2 separate regions of the Homo sapiens genome follow, and region 1 is linked to region 2. A link is an interaction called in ENCODE POLR2A ChIA-PET data of the cell type or tissue named here. Cell type or tissue: HepG2. All regions are shown on one strand. Links, peaks and the distances in the headings refer to the core of each region. The heading gives the core; the rest is flanking DNA.

Evidence for each region. ChIA-PET counts read pairs that join two places held together with the same protein. Peaks named below come from ENCODE experiments on the same cell type or tissue, not always from the same donor. Only the 100,000 strongest peaks of a DNase experiment are listed, where the experiment ranks them.
Region 1: POLR2A ChIA-PET joins it to region 2 with 5 read pairs; 2 of 35 experiments call an interaction of 5 or more read pairs at or near these places.

The regions. Positions count from the first base shown.
Region 1 is chr4:87,915,676-87,923,364 of GRCh38, reverse strand. No RefSeq gene overlaps it. Among named protein-coding and RNA genes, the nearest start is that of SPP1, 56 kb to the left of the region's middle. RefSeq lists enhancers at 604-1,130, 1,131-1,658 and silencers at 3,194-3,488, 3,714-4,008. In HepG2, for the core only: no CTCF peak of the experiment used is centred there; no DNase peak of the experiment used is centred there.
Region 2 is chr4:89,119,876-89,127,564 of GRCh38, reverse strand. No RefSeq gene overlaps it. Among named protein-coding and RNA genes, the nearest start is that of TIGD2, 12 kb to the right of the region's middle. In HepG2, for the core only: no CTCF peak of the experiment used is centred there; DNase peaks (open chromatin) are centred at 3,974 and 5,334; H3K4me3 peaks cover 1,603 bases.

The sequences.
Region 1 (7,689 bases), core at 2,139-6,138, 1.2 Mb after region 2:
GGCACCTCAGACCATTTGCCTATTTTACGACAAGAATTATTTAGATCTTGCAGGATGGAAAAATTCAAAGTGCCATTTTCTGGCTATTTGGAACTACTGTTGAGTTTGTATTGGGGTCAAGCGGCATTGCAGAAGAAAATAAGGCATTTAGGTTTTAGGTCAGGTATGAGTTGAAGAGGTTTTAAGTTTTTGAGAACACAGGCCAAGGGAGTAGAAGGAGGAATGGAGGGTGGAAGCTTGCCTATAGTGAAGGAAGCAAGCCTAGAGAAAAGAGAGAGTAGAGAAACAGAGGGAAGGGGTTTGGGGGTTCTTACTTTCCAGAAAAGTGGGAAAAGGGGTTGGGGCACAGAGATAAGAGGTCAGGGCATGGAAATAAGGGATGGGGCGCAGAAATAAGGGGTCGAGGCATGGAAATAAGGGGTTGGGGCACAGAAATAAGGGGTTGAGGTGCAGAGATATAAGAGGTTGGGGCACGGAAATAAGGGATTGGGGCGCAGAGATATGAGGTTGTGGTACTTGCCCCTCCGCCAGAAAAGCGGGACTTGCTGCTAAGGGTGAAGGAGAAGGGGTTGAGGGGTACTTGCCCCTCCCCCAGAAAAGCAGAGAAGGGGTAGAGACAAGGAGAGAAGGGGTTGGGGTACTTGCCCCTTTCCCAGAAAAGTGGGACTTGCCGCTAAGGGTGAAGGACCAAGGCAGGCGTCCCTGCGTGGTCTGACACCTTTGAAATGTGGGTGAATAATCAGAGAGGCGTCCCTGCATTGATTAAACACCAAGGGAAGGCTGCCTTCCCAGTCCGTGACCGGCGCCGGAGTTTTCGGTCCACGGATAAAACATGTCTCCTTTGTCTCTCCCAGAAAATGAAAGGAATTGAAATTAAGAGAAGGGAGAGTGAAGAGTGGAAAGGAGAAAGTGGTTGAGGGACAGTGAGAGAGGTTGGAGAAGAGAGTAAGAAGAGGCTGCTTACCTGATTTAAAATTGGTGAGATGTTCCTTGGGCTGGTCAGTCTGAGGACCTGAGGTCGTAGGTGGATCTTTCTCACCGAGCAAAGAACAGGAGGACAGGGGATTGAGCTCCCAAGGGAGGTCCCCCGATCCAAGTCACGGCACCAAATTTCATGCGCGTCTGTGTGAAGAGACCACCAAACAGGCTTTGTGTGAGCAATAAAGCTTTTAATCACCTGGGTGCAGGTGGGCTGAGTCCGAAAAGAGAGTCAGTGAAGGGAGATAGGGGTGGGGCCGTTTTATAGGATTTGGGTAGGTAAAGGAAAATTACAGTCAAAGGGGGTTGTTCTCTGGCGGGTAGGAGTGGGGGTCGCAAGGTGCTCAGTGGGAGTGCTTTTTGAGCCAGGATGAGCCAGGAAAAGGACTTTCACAAGGTAATGTCATCACTTAAGGCAAGGACCGGCCATTTACACTTCTTTTGTGGTGGAATGTCATCAGTTAAGGTGGGGCAGGGCATATTCACTTCTTTTGTGATTCTTTAGTTACTTCAGGCCATCTGGGCGTGTATACGTGCAAGTCACAGGGGACGCGATGGCTTGGCTTGGGCTCAGAGGCCTGACATAAGGGATGTACAGATGTTTCTACTTAAATTTGCTTGTGCAGATTGGTAAGGGCATCAACGAAAAATTAACTGTTCTTCTAAAAGTCTTGGGAAGGAAAGAAGATAAGGAGACAGGAAATGGAACAACTAGTCATAGAAGAAAGGAGAGAAGGAGGAAAAGCTCAGGGAAGAAAGGTTGGGCAAACTTAGAAATTGAGTAAGGTTTCAAGTGACAGAGAGTAGGCAATTCAGGTCCAAAATCCCTTATCTACAATTCTGAAATTATGAAAGCATGAAAACAAACATTTTTAAAAATTCATTTGATAGCAAAACCTGACCTGAATTACTGTGAAGGTTTTCATAGTCTTTCTCTTGTGTAGCGGGAATATTTCTTTGTTTTACTGCAATAAGGTTAACATTGTGGATGAAAAAGAGTCAAACTTTGTAAAATATTTGAAAGGATTTATTCTAAGCCAAATATGAATAACCAAGGCCCGAGGCACAGTCTCAAGAGGTCCTGAGAACATGTGCCCAAGGTGGTTGGATTACAGCTTGATTTTGTACATTTTAGGGGGACAGAAGTTACAGGCAGACATCAATCAATATATATAAGGCCTAAGTTGGCTTGGTCCAGAAAGGGAGGACAACTTGAAGCAGAGGCTTTCAAGTCATAGGTAGCTTCAAAGGTTTCCTGACTAGCACTTGGTTGATAGAGTTATTAGCTAAAGAACTGGAATCAATAGAAAGGAATGTCTGAGTTAAGATAAGGGATTTTGGAGGCCAAGCTTCTTACTATGTAGATGAAGCCTCCAGGTAGCAGCCTTCAGAAAGAATAGATGAAAATGTCTCTTATTAGACTCCAAAAGTTACCAAACTCTTAATTAATCTCTCCTGGATCAGGAAAAGACCTGGAAATGGAAGGGGATTCTCTATACAATGTAGATTTTTCCCGTAGGAGACAGCTTTGCAGGGTCATTTCAAAATATGTCAAAGAAATATATTTTGGGATAAAATACTCAGATTTCTTTCAGGGCCTGCTATATGTCATGTGATGAGATACTAGAGTCAGGTTGGAATTTGGTATATTATTGCTACAAAGTGCCTATTTTGTCAGTCTTAAGATCTCTGTTTTAATGTTAATGCTGGTCAGTTGTGCCTGAATTCCAAAGGGAGGAGAGTATAATGAGGGATGTTTGGCTGTCCCCTCTTCCCATCATAGTCTGAACTAGTTTTTCAGGTTAACTTCGTAATGCCCTTGGCAGAGAGAAAGGATCCATTCAGTCAGTTGGGAGGCTTAGAATTTTATTTTTGGATTACAATATGATTGATTATGGGGTATTGCCCTAGACTCTTCTGTAATATACATATATAAATATCATTATCTTTATAAAAATCAAGATAATTCTGAACTCCCGAACACCTCTGGCCCCAAGGGCTTCAGATAAAGGATTGTGGACTTGTATAACTAACATTTCACAAAGGTATGTGAAAGGGGAATACATTTGTCCAGGTCTCAGAGTATTATGTGGGTGTTTGGGGTTAAATGATGTCTCCCTCACCTTCAAATTCTTATGTTAAAGCCCTCTCCCCCAAGTATCTCAAAATGTGACCTTATTTGGAGATAGGGTCTTTACAGAGGTAACCAAGTTAAAATAAGGTCACTAGGGTAGGCCCTAATGCAGTATGACTGGTGTTCATACAAAAAGAGGAAATTTGGGTATGAACAGGCGTAGAGAGAAGATCGCTATCTACAAGCCAAGAAGAGAGGCTAGAACAGATCCTTTTCTCTTAGCTCTCAGAAGGAACTAACCCTGCCCACACCTTGATCTTGGACTTCCAGGCTCCAGAACTGTGAGACAATAAATTTCTGTTCTTTAAGTCACCCAGTCTGTGATACTTTGTTACAGGCCCGTAGGAAACAAATACAGTAGATTTGTGAGTGCTGTGAACCCCAAATATCAGAGACAGGTCTCAGTCAATTTAGAAAGTTTATTTTGCCAAGGTTAAGGACACACCCGTAACACAGCCTCAGGAAGTCCTGACAGTATGTGACCGAGGTGGCCAGGGGTACAGTTTGCTTTTATACATTTTAGGGAGACATGAGACATCAATCAATATGTGTAAGATGTATATTGGTTCATTCTGGGAAGGTGGGACAACTTGAAGTGAAGGCTTCCAGGTTAGAAGTAGATAAGAGACAAAAGGTTGCATTCTTTTGAGTCCTTGATCAGCCTTCCACTGAATGCACAATCTAGTCTGACTTAGTGAATCTGCATTTTTACATAAACAATAGGGCAGAGGAAGCAATCAGGTATGCGTTTGTCTCAGGTGAGCCTCACAGGGATGATTTTGAGCTCTGTCTGTCCTTTGTCCACAAGGAATTTCCTGTGGGCAAATTGTAAGGGAGATATGTAGCTTCTTATCTTTGTAGCTATCTTATTTAGGAATAAAATGGGAGGCAGGTCTGCCTAACATAGTTCCCAGCTTGACTTTACTCTTGGCTTAGTTATTTTGAGATTCCAAGATTTATTTTCCTTTCATAGTGCTCTACAGGAAATGCAGGAGATATTGGCGTGCTGCAGGTAAAGGGAATAAGACCTGCCTGGCACAGTGGCTCATGCCTGTAATCTCAGTGCTTTGGGAGTCCAAGGCAGGAGGATCGCTTGAGGCCAGGAATTCAAGATCAGCCAAGGCAACATGGCTAGACTCCAGTCTTCACAAAAAATTAAAAAATTATCTAGGTTGGGAGACTGAGGTGGGAGGCTCACTTGAGCCCAGGAATTCAAGACTGCAGTGAGTTATGATCACGCACTCCAGCCTGGGTGATGGAGTGAGGTTCTGTCTTTCTAAAAATAAAATAAAATAAATAAAACAAAATAAAGCCAAAAGTGGCTTAAAAGTTTGAATTGGAGATAAATAGTTCTAGGGTTGTTTCAGTGTCTCGATGCTGTCATCAAGGACCTGGCCCCTCTTTTCTTGCCTTTTTTCCCCTCTTCCCTTCCCTCCCCTCCCCTCCCCTGCCCTCCCTCCCTCCCTTTCCCTCCCCTTCCCTTCCCTTCCCTCTCTTCTCTTTTCTTCTTTTTCACCTCCTCCTTCCCTCCTCCTCCTCCTCCTCCTTCTCCTCCTACTCTTCTTCACCATCAGTGTGGCAGCAGTATCTCTCTCCATGGCTATACAATGGCATCAGTTGCTCCAAGTATTATATCCTCATATGACAAAATGTAAAATAGGAAAGGAAGAGGTTCTTCTTGAGGCTTTCTCAGCAGTCTCCCTATATTTATTTCATTGGTCAGAACCAAGTCACATGGCCATTGCCTGCTGCAGGCAGGCTTGGAGAGGGGGTACAGTCTGTTCTGCCACATCCATTTCCAGAAAATGAATTAGTACACAGACATGCATTGATAAATAGGGGAATTATGTCGATATACTCTGGAAGTTGTGTTGGTGTAGCAAAAAAGCAGAATATAGCAGCCTAGCAGGAGAGAGAATTAATAATAACGTTTAGCAGGAAAAGTAAAAGCCTTTAGCTGTACAGGCAGGAAACTTTTTTAACTTTGTGAAAGAAAATTTAAAATGAATGCTTATTCCCGACACTCCCTTATGTGAGGGCACCTGTTACTCCTGAGTCTCATACAACTCTAAGCCTGTGGCGGGTTGCACTTCCTCCTATATTTCACTTGCATCCGTGTGAAGAGACCACCAAACAGGATTTGTGTGAACAACAAGGCTGTTTACTTCACCTGAGTGCAGGTGGGCTGAGTCTGAAAAGAGAGTCAGCGAAGAGAGATAGGGGTGGGGCCGTTTTATAGGATTTGGGTAGGTAAAGGAAAATTACAGTCAAAGGGGGTTGTTCTCTGGTGGGCAGGGGTGGGGGACACAAGGTGCTCAGTAGGGGAGCTTTTGAGCCAGGATGAGCCAGGAGAAGGCATTTTACAAGGTAATGCCATCAGTTAAGGCAGGAACAGGCCATTTTCACTTCTTTTGTGATTCTTCAGTTACTTCAGGCCATCTAGATGTATATGTGCAGGTCACAGGGGATATAATGGCTTAGCTTGGGCTCAGAGGCCTGACACTATACCGACTCTATCAGCAGCCTCACTGTCTCAGAATTCTGGAATGCATTCCATATTGTTCTTTCTTTCTTTCTCTTTTTAAAGTGACTTCTTAAGCATAACATATATGAACCATATGTGAATACATGAACCAGAAATGAATAGTCCATGTTGTTTTAATGCATTTTATTATATCCTGAGTAGCTCTAGCTATCTTAACTACCTGCCTGGGGTTGTCCAAGTTATATTCTGAAATACCCACTATTTTTTTTTAGGTCTACTTTAACCCCCAACCCCTTCTTTTTCCTATAAGCTCTGTTATTTTTAGGGCCTAATTTTGCAAAAAAACAAGGATTTCCAGTAATGGACTTATAGCTGAAACAACTGAATCTGACATTTTCAGTTCCTGTCCCAAGAACAGGGCTCTGTCAGCTGGAAGAAGCAGGTGCAATGATTTGTTGGGTAGAGGTCAGCAATGCCCGTCTCATAGTGCATATGGACATAACTTTACTCTCACAGGTTCAATATTTGACATGACGAGAATGGTTCAGAAAAAGTAAAAATTGCTACAGGTGAATGTGGAAACTGACAGTTTAATGTAATTGGTAGTAGATTGTCATTCAAGTGCAATTTGTATTGTTACTAACAGATTTGTGTACAAGGTTTGGGAAGGATTTGTGGCTCCTCCTTTGCCATCACGTGGATGTAGGAGAGGGGAATGAGAGGCTGGTCAACCAGATTAGCAAAGCCTTTTTATCTATGCACAGCAGATCTTTGAGCAGCCCCAGACTACAGAAGCTGCTTGGAAATGTGGAGATGAGGATTCACTGGCCAATGCTTAGGCATTCTAGGGGAATTTTTGGAGTGGGGGATAACTGCGAACACCCAGACAGGCCACAAACATCCAGAAGTAGCTTTCCTTGAAGGAAGCTAGAGCATATTAGCACATGGGCCAGCCTGGGAAACATGAGTCATACAGTCCCCCCAGCCTGACCTGCCCCCGGATAGCAGAACCCACACTGCTGGGCCACAGGGAGTAATTGTAGGTTCTCCATAAGGCACTTCTCTGCATTCAGCCAACTGAGAGGAGAGAAATATCATCAATCTTGATTTAAATAGAAAAATATCTTTCACAACTCCCTTTAGCGATTACCTAGATTCTTCTTAAAGATCACCAGTGACAGGTAATGTACTCTCTTTGGAATTTATACTATATAGTTAAGAGAATGGATTCAAGTCAGACTGCCTGGGTTCAAATACCAGTTACTCTACTCAACCAATGATCTGATCTTGATCAAATTATTTAACATCCTGGGTCTCAGTCCTTTCATCTATAAAATGATGGTAATAATATATAGCATAAGGTTGTGAAGATTTTATATATATATATGTATACATACATATATACACACATATATATACACACACATATATTTAGTTAGAACATAATTAAGTTATATATATAACTTTATCTATATATATAACTTATATGTATGTAACTTAGAGAAACCTAGCACCATACAAGTGTCATTCTTAGTACTATTATTGCAATTATTTTTATTAGAATGACCAAATCAAAGATCATCCAAATCAGAACACATGGTCTGACCAGAAACTTGATTCCGTTTCTTGGTTGAACTGAGAAGTTAAGTTGGATATCAAAATATTTGTAAAAAACATTTGTTGCCTTTACCCACCTCCTCATCTCCTATTCTTTCTTCCATTCATTCTTTTGGAAACTATCTAGCAGTTTCTCTCTGGAGGGCTGTATTCTCTGCTCTCAGAATAAGTACTTCAAATGCTTCAAGTAGGGATAACACTGTCTCCATCTCCAGGAGTGGGCATGTGATTCAGTGCTGGCCAGTCAAAGGCATACATTCCCCTGACCATGTGATTTGTTCAGACTTGGGCATGAAACGTTGTCAGAGCCAGTGGGGAACGAGTGTTTTGCCAGGTCAGCAGGAAGAAGCACAGATGCGCTCATTGTACGAGTTGGACCTGGGGGGCTTTTGGAGCTGCTGGTAGCCATTTGGCAGCATATAATGCCTAAGGAAAAATCCGTGGCATATATTTGTTATTCTTTTTGGCCACTGAG
Region 2 (7,689 bases), core at 2,951-6,950:
TCCCTTTAAGTATTACTTTATTTATAAAATACAGCTTTATTATTATCACCATCATTATGCCTATCATTTATATAAGATAATCATTCTGGTCAAACTTGCTTTTTGCTTAAAATTTTACTTTGTTAGTATATTGCCACTCCTAACTTTCAGTTTATTTGTTCTTTCTTTACTTTAAAATGTTGTGTGGCGTTTTGCTTAAGATATGTCTCCTGTAAACAGCATATGGTGTTTTGTTTGTTTGTTTGTTTTTTAGATCGAGTCTCACTCTGTCACCCAGGCTGGGGTACAATGGCGTGATCTCAGCTCACTGAAACCTCTGCCTCCTGGGTTCAGGAGATTCTCCTGCCTCAGCCTCCCAAGTAGGTAGGATTGCAGGCATGCATCACCATGCCCAGCTAATTTTTCTATTTTTACTTGAGATGGGGTTTCACCATGTTGGCCAGGCTGGTCTTGAACTCCTGACCCCAAGTGATCTGCCCCCCTTGGCCTCCCAAAGTGCCGGGATTACAGGTATGAGCCACCATGCCCGGCCTGTTTTGGTTTAACTTAATACTAGAACAAAGTATTAGACATTTTTCACTCTCCCTATGTTCGTTAAAAACATTACCATGCTTTTATTTTCCCAGTCCATTCTGGGTCTTTGTTAACATAATCTGGGATTTCTATACTCAGACAATATTGCCAAAACATCATCATAGCTTATATTTTAAGGGCTTTTCCTTTCCAAGTTATTTTTCTTATTTCATATTTTTATAGTTTACATTTCTTATTTTTATATATCTTTTATAGCTATACTTACAATTAGATATCTATATTTAAATGGTTTTAAAACTAACTGCCATTTTTTACAAGGCTAACAGTTTCTTGTGTTTTTCAGTTTTTAGTCTGCTAGAGTTTATATATTGTTTTTTAATTTGAGGTAGGTTACATGGGTGATATGATAAATTGCTGAACTCTGAACTCTTGCATAAGACACAATAATTTTCTGTTGCCTTTACACAAGAATAACAAGCTGGGTGGATATAAAATCATTTGCTTACAACTCTTCTCCCTTAAAATCTATGGAGAGTCATCAGTCTCTTCTATCACTTGAGCTACAAAGCAACCTGAAGACAAACTGATCGTGTGTGTGTGTGTGTGTAACTTTTTCTGACTGGATGCTTTGTGAGCTGTCTTGATAGTTTAAAATGAACAATCTCTCTCCATTGATATTCTCTGCTATTCAGTAATTAGTATTCCCACTACCTATTCCTATTTTCAGTTCAAGCATATAATGGAATTTAATTTTGATTATTGCAAATTTAGAGTTTGGGTTGTTTACTTTCTGTCACCTCATCATTTTTATTCCGTGACCTTGTTACTGGTGCCCTGGGTTCTTGAGCTCTCCCATGATAGAAATCAAGAGAGATCACCAAACATAGCAACAAAAGAGTTTTATTCAGCTTGCGCACAAGGGAGTCAGCACTGAAAGGAAAGGGGAATGGGTTAATCCCTGAGGATAGTGTGTGGGTATGTTTTATAGGGCCTTTCTACAGGGAAGGATTACATCAGGGCATGTATATAAGTCTTTCTAGCATTTGTGCAGTGGCTCAACATACTTCTTCATACATTGTATGCATCCTCAGTATTATAAATCTCTACCCCAGGCAAGATTTTTAGCATTAAAAGGAGGAAGGGGTTGAAGTGTCTCCAGATCCCTGAGGAAGTCCCTAGCCCCCTCCATTAAGAACTTGCATTTGATAACTTCTTGGATCTTTTGTTACTGATTGGCTGAGAGTTAGGTAAGCTAGAGCTTGAGTAAGGGGCTTTTGCTCTCTTCCTCCAGTTCATATTCAAACAGGAAACCAACCAACCTGCTTTTCTCAACCTTATCTTCTGCATTCTGGGAAATTGTTTCCAGTTTATCATGAAAATTACTAATTGAACATTTTACAATGTTAATCTTGCTCCTTACCATCTCCAATGAAGACTTTAATTCTGATACTCTATTTTTGCTTTCCTGGAAAGTTGCTCATTTTGGTTAACTCACCATCTCAGTCTGCTGAATGTGTATCTTCAGCATTGCTTCATAGAGCCCATGTATTTTTGCATCTTAATGAAGAAAAGTGCATATTTTCTATAGGTTGTTTCTGTTTTGCAAAGAAAAGCCACTGCATGCTCTTAACTCTGAACTTTCATAATAATTTTCGTAGGCTGTATCCTTTCTCCCTCCCAACACAGAGCTATTAGGGTACATTATTTATTTGTTGGTTGAAGGGTACATAGAATGTTATCCCTCTCACTATCCACTTGGGTGTTCCAAGATTTTCTTTCTTACCTAGACCTCATTTAGAGATGGCCATGAATGTCCTAAGCCAGTGTGTAGTATGGCTATGCTGGACTAAAGTGGGATCTCTTATGTCTGTAATTGCTGGATGGGAATTTATTTTTAAAAATCTGAAGTACTCTGCAATGCAATTTATGAAAATGATGGTACCCTGCAAATATATTGCTCCCAGTGCTGTAAGAAGGCTGTATACCCATATTGATTCTCCTTTACTCTCTACAGTCCTCTATATTGAGACTTGTATTCCCTGAATGTGGGATGTGAAATAGTGGAAAGCAGAGTTGGCTACCTAATTTGCAGGGCCCAGTGCAAAATGAAAATATGGGGCCCCTTAAAATAAAGGTGTTGTTAAAGGTAGTAATATATAAGCATTTCCCTTTCTTCTGCAGTCTCTCTTTGGACCTATCATGCTGGTTTTTTAAATTTGCTATTGAATGTCACACACCTTTGGGCACAGGTACATTTGCTGGACAAGTGCAGACCCTCACAGGTGCCTGTGCCCACCCTGCAGTCCACTGCCACAATAATGCACCCTGTCCTGGCTGGGGGTGGGAAAGCCAATCTCCTCTTCCCATGTGTCTGCCTTCCCAACCCAGAGCAATGGGTAACTACCCAGAGATTACAACCTGTCAGAGCTGCTCAGTACCTGGATTGGGGTGAGTGAGCAGCTCACCCCAGCCAATCCCCACCTAATGCACCACAGCACTATCAGCCTGGGGCAAAATACCTCCTGCCATGCCTTACCCAATATGCCCTTGGGCAACATGCCCAACCTCAACCTCTGTGAATTTGTGCCCAGGCCCCTGCCAGGGGAGGAAGCTGGCAGTGGTCACCAGGCAGGAGTGGGGAGAAAGAAGCTGGGTGGCACTTTGGGAGCCGAGGGGGGCAGATCACGAGGTCAGGAGATCGAGACCATCCTGGCTAACATGGTGAAACCCGGTCTCCACTAAAAATACAAAAAATTAGCCAGGTGTGGTTGCGCACACCTGTAGTCCCAGCTACTCAGGAGGCCTAGGCAGGAGAATCGCCTGAACCCGGGAGGCGGAGGTTGCAGTGAGCCAAGATCACGCCACTGCACTCCAGCCTGGGTGACAGAGTGAGACTCCGTTTCAAAAAAAAAAAAAGGTGGGTGGGATCTGTAGTGACAAAGGTCGCAGAGCTGGCAGCTGAGAGCCGGTCCTAAGAGGCAAGAGAAGGGACCACGTACACCTAGGCCTCAAGCCCCAGTGTGTGTTCCATTGCCCCATCAGACTTCACTTTCCAACCTCTTTTAAATGATTTACAAATCTACTTATTTTAAAAAGCTGTCCAGACCTTTTGTGTTTTTCTGTGCCTGCAAGGACATTTTACTAAGTTAACATAATGCACAGATAATTCTTTGCCTGATGATATTTTCACTCACAATGTTACTTAGACCTTAAGAAAGGTAAAGAAGACTCCTTCCTTTCAACAACTCTGTACTGGTGTATCCAGCACCATGAAGCTCTGAGGCCTCCTCTATTCACTGAAACAGGAGAGCAGACAGGTAGAGTATAAGGAAGTGGAGAACAAGTTTGTTTGTTTTTCTAATAGCTGACTCTAGAATTCTTTTAAGATGACTGTCTGTTAAGGAAAAAAGTCTTTTCTAAGCTGCCCGGGGTAGAGGGTGAGATACAAAGGTTACTTGCACAAGCGCTAAAAGTTGCTTGCTTGCTAAATTGAAGTGCGTGAAACAAAGAGGAATTTGTCTTGCTGAAAGCGGGAGTGAAAATGCATAATGGAGAGGGATTCTCCCTGAGATGACGGAAGGCTCTACGCTCTGGGTGGTCTTTCTATCTCTGGGAGATCCAAATTTATAGAATGTGGGATAATTTTTTTTTCTGAGGTGAAAATACAGAATCTTAAAAATAATAGCCAACACACTTCTCATTCCCAGTAATTCTTGTCCTATAGCTTGACTGCTTCAGGGAAAACACAAATAATGGTGAGAACAAAGAAGTCTTTGCTTAGCTTTGACTTTCAAAGTAGACCAAAGGCAAAAAAAAAAAAAAAAAAAAAAAGAGTGCAGTAGAAACAATAATCTGGAAAGCAAGGTTTTCACTTGCAAGAGCCAGGCTATTTCGGAAAGGAAAGGAAAAAAAAAAAAAGATTTGTGATTCTGAGAAGCTAAGAAACTACTAAGGACTGAAGGGGTTCAGGTCATGCCACCCAAAAACATGCCACTTCGGCATAAGGATTATTTGAGCTGAAGGCAACTGAGAATCAACAGATGCAGGAAGTGTCCTCTGCTCTCCTCTCGTTTGCCTAAAAGTAGGGAACACATTTTCCTTGTGAAAGTATTGTCCTATAACAGAACTTAGGTCTGGCTATTCACAGTTTGAAAAGCCAGATACATGAGATGCCAAGTGTGGTGAAAGGAAAGCAGTTTTAATAAAATGCTAGCAGTTGAGGACATGTCCGGACTCGAGTCTCAAAATGATAACTCAAATTTTAAGGCTGACTGAAGGGGTTTATAAAAGGGAAACCTGGTGTGGGAAACACGCAGGAATCGTATAGAGTACAGGTCTGCATGTCTTGTTCCGATGGCTATCTTGAGTTACTGTCCACCTGGAGTACTAGCTGGTCCCATGTCGACTGTGACCAGGTTGTAGATTAACCACCTTGAGGTAATCTGCAGCTGGGTCTCCAGGCCTGGGCTGTTTCAAGATTAGCCCCTGGAATTTCTTTTCTTTTTTTTTTTTTTTTTGCCCTGTCCCCCAGGCTGGAGTGCAGTGGTGCGATCTCAGCTCGGCTCACTGCAAGATCTACCTCCCGGGTTCATGCCATTCTCCTGCCTCAGCCTCCAGAGCAGCTGGGACTACAGGCGCCCGCCACCACGCCCAGCTAATTTTTTTTTTTTTTTGTATTTTTAGTAGAGACAGGGTTTCACGGTGTTAGCCAGGATGGTCTTGATCTCCAGTGATCTGCCCACCTCGGCCTCCCAAAGTGCTAGGATTATAGGCGTGAGTCACCGCGCCCGGCCAGCCCCTGGAATTTCTAAGCAAGCATACAGTTAGATAAGCATGTATAAGTTGGTCATAAGGTCATGGTATAAGGCAGTGTCCAGGGGGAAGGAGAGAAAAAAAAAGGAAAAAAACCTTTTAAATACACTTTAAGGCTAGTGGGAAGGCTTTAAAATACATTTTAAAGCTGACACTCTTGGTTACAACTCCCCACTGTCAAGTTCCATTTCATTTCTATGGAAAGGGGGTGATGTGCTCCATCTAGGTACTTCCTGCTGAAACGGGGTGCAGTTAAGGTGCAGTGGAATGGAACCTCACCACTTGGAGTGGAAAATATTTGTGAGTCCATGGGCTTAAGGAAGAGATCTGCTAGAGCATCATGGTGAGTGTGTAACTGCAATAGAGTCTACAGCAGCAGAATAAACCTAGCCCTATAATCATGGCTAAAATTATGAGCAACTTTTTTTCACCAAGAGGGGCCTGATCCAAACCATGAGGAGAGCCACTGACTTAGGACATTGTGGGATAAGACATAGCATTAATTTGCTTATGCATGTCTCATAGGGCTGAGGATTTGTTTCCAGAATTATCTAGGATGTACACATACCACTCAGTCTTAATTATAGTGCACATTCTCCCCTATCAATCGTGCTTGGAGGTCCTGTGGGAATATGACAACATGTTGGCTGAACTTACATATTTAACAGGTTGCAGGAGGGGCTAGGAATATTCATGAAGGTGGTCCTGACCCATGTGCATTCAACAAATATGCATGTAACATATGACCCATGTTATTTTGTGGTGGAGACTTAATATTTAAACGTATTACAATTAGGTCCTATACATTAAAAGGTCTTTTCAGGGCAGAAAGGCACGCAAGTGTGCAATTTCTGTAAACCAGCTAGAACTAGCCCATAGTCCGTGGTCTTCTATCAGGTGAAAATTATTAAAGTCAGTCTCGTGTTAATTAAATCTGTAGTTATGGCTGATGGAACAGGGGCTGGGGGCCAGTGAGTTTGAGGCCAGTGCTTGTCTAACTGTTAGGGAAAAAGAAAACCCTTGTAGCAGCTAGAACACAGCTTACTATTTTTTTTTTTTTTTTTTTTTTGAGACGGAGCCTTGCTCTGTCACCCAGGCTGGAGTGCAGTGGCGCGATCTCGGGTCACTGCAAGCTCCGCTTCCTGGGTTCATGCCATTCTCCTGCCTCAGCCTCCAGAGTAGCTGGGACTACAGGCGCCCGCCACCACACCCGGCTTTTTGTATTTTTTTTTTTTTGTAGAGACGGGGTTTCACTGTGTTAGCCAAGATGATCTCGATCTCCTGACCTCGTGATCCACCGGCCTCGGCCTCCCAAAGTGCTGGGATTACAGGCGTGAGCCACCGCACCCGGCCAGCTTACTCTTTAAGTGTAGGCATGTATCACTTAACCCCTGCCTGCATGGTCTTAGGTCCTGTTTATAATTTGGTATTTTGTTGTTACAAGAGTCGGTTTTGTCGGTCTTATAATCTCTATTTTAATGTTAGTGGTGGTCACTTGTGCCTAAATTCCAAAGGGCGGGGGGTGGGCACAATGAGGTGTGTCCAATGCCCACTTCCTGCCATACCCTGATAGATTTTCAGGGTTTTGGGGATCCCGTTTGGCCAAGAGCGGGTCCATTCAGTCTGTCGGGAGGCTTAGGATTTTATTTTTTTAGTTCATATTCCTTTTATGGTCAACATATGCCAGAGGCACTATCGATATAAACAAGTCAATTTTGTAACCTGGTTTTTTGGCTTTTGGTTTTGGTCTCTTATGTTGCTTAATTAAAGGAGTTTTCTGAGCGCCTGCCCACCTCCATTCCCATTTGGCCTAAAACATTGAATTGGCTGTAAGTCTTCTGACTCTAAATCCCTTGGCCATAGGGGTCCCACTGAGGAACGTGATGGACCCAGGGCAGCCAGCCACACCACCCCTGGCATCGATATGGGACAAAAGAAAAGCTTGGCCATCGATAATGCCTCTGGGGTTTAGGGAGCTTCTAAGTCGGTGAACACATCCACGTGCTAGAAGGATGGTACATCCCAACTCCAAAGGGATAAAGCCTGCACTCAGGACCCTTCTAGACCTCCCCCTATGTATCGCTTGTTCATTTGTATCCTTTAGAATAAACTACTAGTAAGTGTAGCATTTTCCTGGGTTCTATGAGTCATTCTAGTAAATTATCAAGTCTGAGGAAGTATTGGGAGAATGCCTGACTAATCTGGGGGCCTAATACTTGCAACTGGCATCAGAAATGAGGGCAATCTTGTAGGACTGAGCCCTTGAATCTGTGGAATCTGATCCTAATTCTGGGTAGTTAGTGTCAGAATTGTAGGACACATAGTTGATGTCAGAGAGTTAGA